Linked DNA regions of Homo sapiens: region 2 is linked to region 1. A link is a contact called in ENCODE Hi-C or POLR2A ChIA-PET data. All regions are on one chromosome and are shown on one strand. Each heading gives the region's core, a stretch centred on a gene start or an enhancer-like site at or near the end of the contact. The rest is flanking DNA. Distances are from core to core; before and after follow the strand shown.

What was found. A loop is a pair of places that touch in the nucleus more often than their neighbours do. ChIA-PET counts read pairs that join two places held with the same protein, here RNA polymerase II (POLR2A). Pooled maps may share reads with other maps.
Region 2: a loop to region 1 is called in a map of PC-3, with 2.4 times the contacts of the local background. The contact joins two enhancer-like sites. A Hi-C loop is called at or near these places in 2 of 168 maps with a recorded cell type or tissue (PC-3 and heart right ventricle), 1 of 37 single-sample maps with no recorded cell type and 5 of 50 pooled maps. POLR2A ChIA-PET finds 5 or more read pairs at or near these places in 8 of 52 experiments (A673, GM12878, MCF 10A and 5 more).

Annotation. Positions count from the first base shown.
Region 1 is chr10:102,298,649-102,301,348 of GRCh38, forward strand. The region is part of intron 3 of GBF1 (golgi brefeldin A resistant guanine nucleotide exchange factor 1); the gene reads left to right. Among named protein-coding and RNA genes, the nearest start is that of GBF1, 54 kb to the left of the region's middle. Within about 2 kb of position 1,436, at least 2 of the 41 ENCODE cell types and tissues checked have a DNase peak (open chromatin) inside an H3K27ac peak, as active enhancers do; they include endothelial cell of umbilical vein, where a contact is called at or near this core.
Region 2 is chr10:102,341,825-102,344,524 of GRCh38, forward strand. It overlaps GBF1 (golgi brefeldin A resistant guanine nucleotide exchange factor 1), which reads left to right. Exons shown (of 40, transcript NM_001377137.1): 4 at 2,227-2,358. Among named protein-coding and RNA genes, the nearest start is that of NFKB2, 53 kb to the right of the region's middle. Within about 2 kb of position 1,312, at least 3 of the 41 ENCODE cell types and tissues checked have a DNase peak (open chromatin) inside an H3K27ac peak, as active enhancers do; they include endothelial cell of umbilical vein, where a contact is called at or near this core.

The DNA of each region.
Region 1 (2,700 bases), core at 186-2,685:
TCATCTCATTGAGTTCCCCCAAGGATATTTCAAGGTAATATTATCCCCATTGTATAGAAGAGGAAACAGAGGTTCCAAAAAGTGAAGAACTTGTGTAAGGTCACATACTTAGTAAGTCACAGAAGTGGGACTGTAAACCTAGGCCTGTTTCACTGATTATACCTCCTACTCTTACCTCTACATCAAGATCCCTTGAGAGCTTTGGAATTGTCACTAGAAGTCTTGACTATTCTCATCCTCATTTTTGGTAAATATGAAACTCATTTGTTCTGTTGTTCTAGAAAAGCTCTTAATGTTTAAATCAGGATCATGGACTACTATCCCCCTCTTCTAAGAGCTTAGATTAATAGGGGCAGTATAACATAGTGGTTAAGAGTGTATATAGGTTCTAAAGCCATGCAGACTGGCTTTGAATACTGGCCTCACCTTGATGACCTTGGGCAGGTTGCATAACCTTGCTGTACTTTAAGTGCCTTATGAGGCACTTACCATAAAATGAGGATGGTATGGAATACTACTCAGCAATAAGAAAGAACTATTGATACATGCAATAACCTAGGTGGATCTCAAAGTCATTCTGCTGAGTGAATGATTCCAGTTACATAGCATTCTGGAAAAGGCAAAACTGTGGTGACCAGGAACAAGCATGATTGCCAGGGGTTGGTGGTGGGGAAAGCGTGTGACTACCATGGGGTAGTATGAGGTGATTTTTGAGGAGATGAAACTGTTCTGTATCCTCATTGTGGTAGTGGTTACATGAGTTAGTACATGTGTTAAAACTCATAGATAATACGCTTCCCCAAGGAATCCATTTACTATACATTAATTTGTTAAAAAAATAAATGTAAAAAGGGCCAGGCGCAGTGGCTCATGCCTGTAATCCCAGCACTTTGGGACGCAGAGGCGGGTGGATTACCTGAGTTCAGGAGTTCGAGACCAGCCTGACCAACATGGAGAAACCCCGTCTCTACTAAAAATACAAAATTAGCAGGGCATGGTGGCACATGCCTGTAATCCCAGCTACTTGGGAGGCTGAGGCAGGAGAATCGCTTGAACCCGGGAGGTGGAGGGGTTGTGGTGAGCCAAGATCACGCTGTTGCACTCCAGCCTGGGCAACAAAAGCGAAACTCCGTCCCAAAAAAATTAAAAAATAAATGTAAAAAATGGGGCAGTAACAAAACCTACACATACCTGTGTACTACCTACTATACAGTACATAACTATATACTAAATTATTTTTATTATTGTTATTTTATCATTGTTATTAAAAGTATGATATTAAATATGGTGACATTCATTTAAAGTAGGATAGAATAAACTTTCACACCATCTGCATGGGTATGGTCAGTAAATGTGAGAAAAATGAGTAACTGTTGAGTCAGGTGGAGTATGTTTTCACATGATTTGGCAGGGGATCTGAGGTTTTCTGGACAGTGGAGGATTAGGCCTAGTATTTCTGGAGTATCTTGCAACTGACTTCTTGTCTGGCTGCATATACAGTTCCCTTGATAGTATTCTTCAACAAAATAGCTTTGGTCTTAGAAGCCACAGCTCTTTTCACTGGCTTCAGATTAGATCTGAAATTTGGACTGAGCAAACTGGTCAAAGAAGGAGCTGGAAGTGGTTCTTATACTTGGAAGATGGTAGCTGTTCTGTATAACAGCTGTAGCTTCCAGAGGCATTTCTTCCTGCCAGCCATAGTCTCTGGATTAGACAGTGATAGCAGTAGGGCAAGCATTATTCAACAGCTAAAAAAAAAGTTAAGGTCGCAGTGGCATTGTAGTTACACTAGCAGTGAAAAAGAGGTTCTAAAGTGAAACCATGACCTTTCCATCAAGTGGGGTGGTGCTTTTGTAGAGGAACTCACAACCTGAATCAAAACAAGTTAAATAAATGGTAAAAAGGATTCTGACCTTAGAATGCTTGCTATGTTAGTTGGCACTTACTGGTCTGTATATTCATTTTTACCTAATGACGCCAGAATTCAGGAAGCAGGGGGGAAAGGGGAATGTTTGTGGTTCCTGGTACAGGGCATTGGTTTAGCAGTGACTTAACTTTTCCTAATTTCTTTACAACAGTGACACTAAATTTCAAGCAAAGCTCCGTCGTCATTCAGTTTGCTTCTTTTATAGCTTGTTGTACATATGTGACTAAGTTATTGATTGCTGTTGAGGAACATCACTCTTTTGTGGCTTTGAGGAGACAATGCCAAATTGACTAGCCTATTGTTTTATTTTGGTTTTGTGTTTTAGTTCTCGTTAATTATGCTAAGAGTAGTTTGTTAGGACAGTGGTTTAAAATATATAAGAGAATCAGTATTTTCTTTTCTTTTTTTTTTTTTTTTAAGTATTTATTGATCATTCTTGGGTGTTTCTCGCAGAGGGGGATTTGGCAGGGTCACAGGACAATAGTGGAGGGAAGGTCAGCAAATAAACAAGTGAACAGAGGTCTCTGGTTTTCCTAGGCAGAGGACCCTGTGGCCTTCCGCAGTGTTTGTGTCCCTGGGTACTTGAGATTAGGGAGTGGTGATGACTCTTAATGAGCATGCTGCCTTCAAGCATCTGTTTAACAAAGCACATCTTGCACCACCCTTAATCCATTTAACCCTGAGTGGACACAGCACATGTTTCAGAGAGCACGGGGTTGGGGGTAAGGTTATAGATTAACAGCATCCCAAGGCAGAAGAATTTTTCTTAGTAC
Region 2 (2,700 bases), core at 62-2,561, 43 kb after region 1:
ACCGTGAAGGAAGACATGAAGCAAGTATATAGTTGTAGCAACTAAATGAAATCACAGAAAATCTGTACCTGTCCCGATTCTCAAAGATTTTTTTCCTCTAGACTTTTATATGTCAAATATACCTCATGACCACTTTTAAGATAACAAACCAAATTGTACATAATTCATGCTCCTAAAGCAGCAAGACTAGATGACTTTACATTTTTTTATGTACTTTTTTTTTTTTTTTTGAGTCGGAGTCTTGTTCTGTCACCCAGGCTGGAGTGCAGTGGCGTGACCTCAGCTCACTGAAAGCTCTGCCTCCTGGGTTCACACCATTCTCCTGCCTCAGCCTCCCGAGTAGCTGGGACTACAGGTGCCCACCACCACACCCAGCTAATTTTTTTGTATTTTTAGTAGAGACCAGGTTTCACCATGTTAGCCAGGATGGTCTCGATCTCCTGACCTCGTGATGCGCCCGCCTCGGCCTCCCAAAGTGCTAGGATTACAGGCATGAGCCACCGTGCCCGGCCCTTTTATGTGCTTTTTAAAAGTACGTTATGTATTTCAGTTTTTCACACACACGCACACACACACACACACACTCACACACAGACACACACACACGTTCTTCTCTAGGTTTTTTCTGTAAATTTTACATCTCTAGGTGGGGGTAGTAGGGGAAGAGAAGCAGGTTTTTTTTACAGCTGATGTGATCACTGTACAGACAAGCTTGGAAAATGCTACCCAATCTGCCAATTAATTAAAGCGTTAATCTGAGGAGCAGCCGGGCCCAGGGAATGTTTACCCAGGGAGGAGTGGGGGTGGTAGGAACTGAGTAGGCAGCTCCCTATATTTGCATGAAAATGAAGGTGCTTAGGAAACCCTGCTTCCTTTTGTCTCTAAAGGTGGGGCAGCCTAGATCACATCCCTAAACACTTTTGGTCTCTTTAGGAAGCCTTTTAGGGAGCTGGTCTCTGAAAGATGAAAGCACAGCACAATCTAGAAAAACAAATTTAAATTCTGGTCAGAGTAAGGTAGGGAGTAAGTACAGTGTAGTATTCTTTGACCTAGAATGGAATCTTCTAAATTCAGGAGTAAAATTTCATCTATTTAGGTAGAATAGATGAAGGGGTTTTACAAGTTTTAAAACCACATAGGCTGGGTTCAAATCCCAGCTCTGCATATTAGTTGTGTGATTTGGGACTAATCATGTATCTTATCTGAGCCTTTTCTCATCTGTAAAATAAAGATTATCAATTGCCCCTTCATCTCAGAGCAGTTAGTTCTCTGCTAACTCTAGGCAGGAAACAGGCCGGACAGTGGTTACGAACTTCCAAGATTACAGACTGCCTCCATGACTAAGAGACTGCTCAGCCTTTTGTTCTTGTTAAACTTTTTTCTCAGCAAGGGATTATAAACCTCAGAGTTTCCTCTCACCCTCCTGGAATATGCTGCACTCTTTCTCTAAGAGAAGTGACCCTGACCATAACAGCAAAGGACATAAAGACAGGAGCCCACCTTGGGACCTAAGGGTCGCATTGGCTCTACCCAAGATGACGTTACCTATTTATATCACAGGGGAGGGTGGTGAAATGGGCATGGAAAATTGACTCACAATATTTGATGATATTGAAAAATTATTGTTAATTTTTAAAAATTGTGATAAAATACATATAATGCAAAATTTACCATTTTAACTGTTTGTTAACTCTTTAAGCATAATATTGTGGGCCAGGCACGGTGGCTCGCGCCTGTAATCCTAGCTCTTTGGGAGGGCAAGGCAGGGACAATTGCTTGAGCTCAGGAGTTCGAGACCAACCTGGGCAACATGGTGTAACCCCATCTCTACTAAAAATACAAAATTAGCCGGGCATGGTGACAGACGCCTATAGTCCCAGCTACTGAGGAGGCTGAGGGGCTTGAGCCCTGGAGGTGGAGGTTTGCAGTGAGCTGAGATCATGCCACTGCACTCCAAAGCAGGACTCTGTCTGACAAAAAAAAAAAAAAAAAGATAATATTGTGTTTTTGTTCTTTTTTTAAGATTCCTAATCTTTTAGATCTACATGCTGAAAATTTTACAGATAAAATGATACAGTGTCTGGGATTTGATTCAAGGTAATCCAGAGGGAAGAAGATTGACCCAACAACAAAGACCTCTAGCCTCATGGCACAAACAAGAAACTTTTTCCAGGGTTTAGTTTTCTCTTAGATGATACCTCTTCATTTCTGTGTATTTTCTTGCAGAACTCTCAGAAATTGAGCCCAATGTATTCCTTCGACCTTTTCTGGAAGTGATTCGCTCTGAAGATACCACTGGCCCTATCACTGGACTGGCACTCACCTCTGTCAACAAGTTCCTGTCCTATGCACTCATAGGTAAGAGCTCAGGCTTTGTTGCATGACCACAGCACTTCATTTCCCACCTTTCCTGGGGTGCCCAGGCCTTAGGCAATGAGCTGGTGATAGTGGGAAATTTTTTCCAGTCACCTCTTTTCTTGTAGAAGAGAAATAGGATTGTTGTTGGTTATTCATCATGCTAGCTGACTCACGTTGTACAGGGTGGGAAGGGCAAGAGAAGAAGTTTTCCTTGGCACTCTGGCTTCTCTATGCTTTGGAAAGAGTTAAGGGTATGGTACCTTACTCTTGGAAGTTTGGTTAGGTTTGTTTGTTTGTTTGTTTGTTTGTTTAGTTAGAGATGGAGTCTCACTCTGTCGCCCA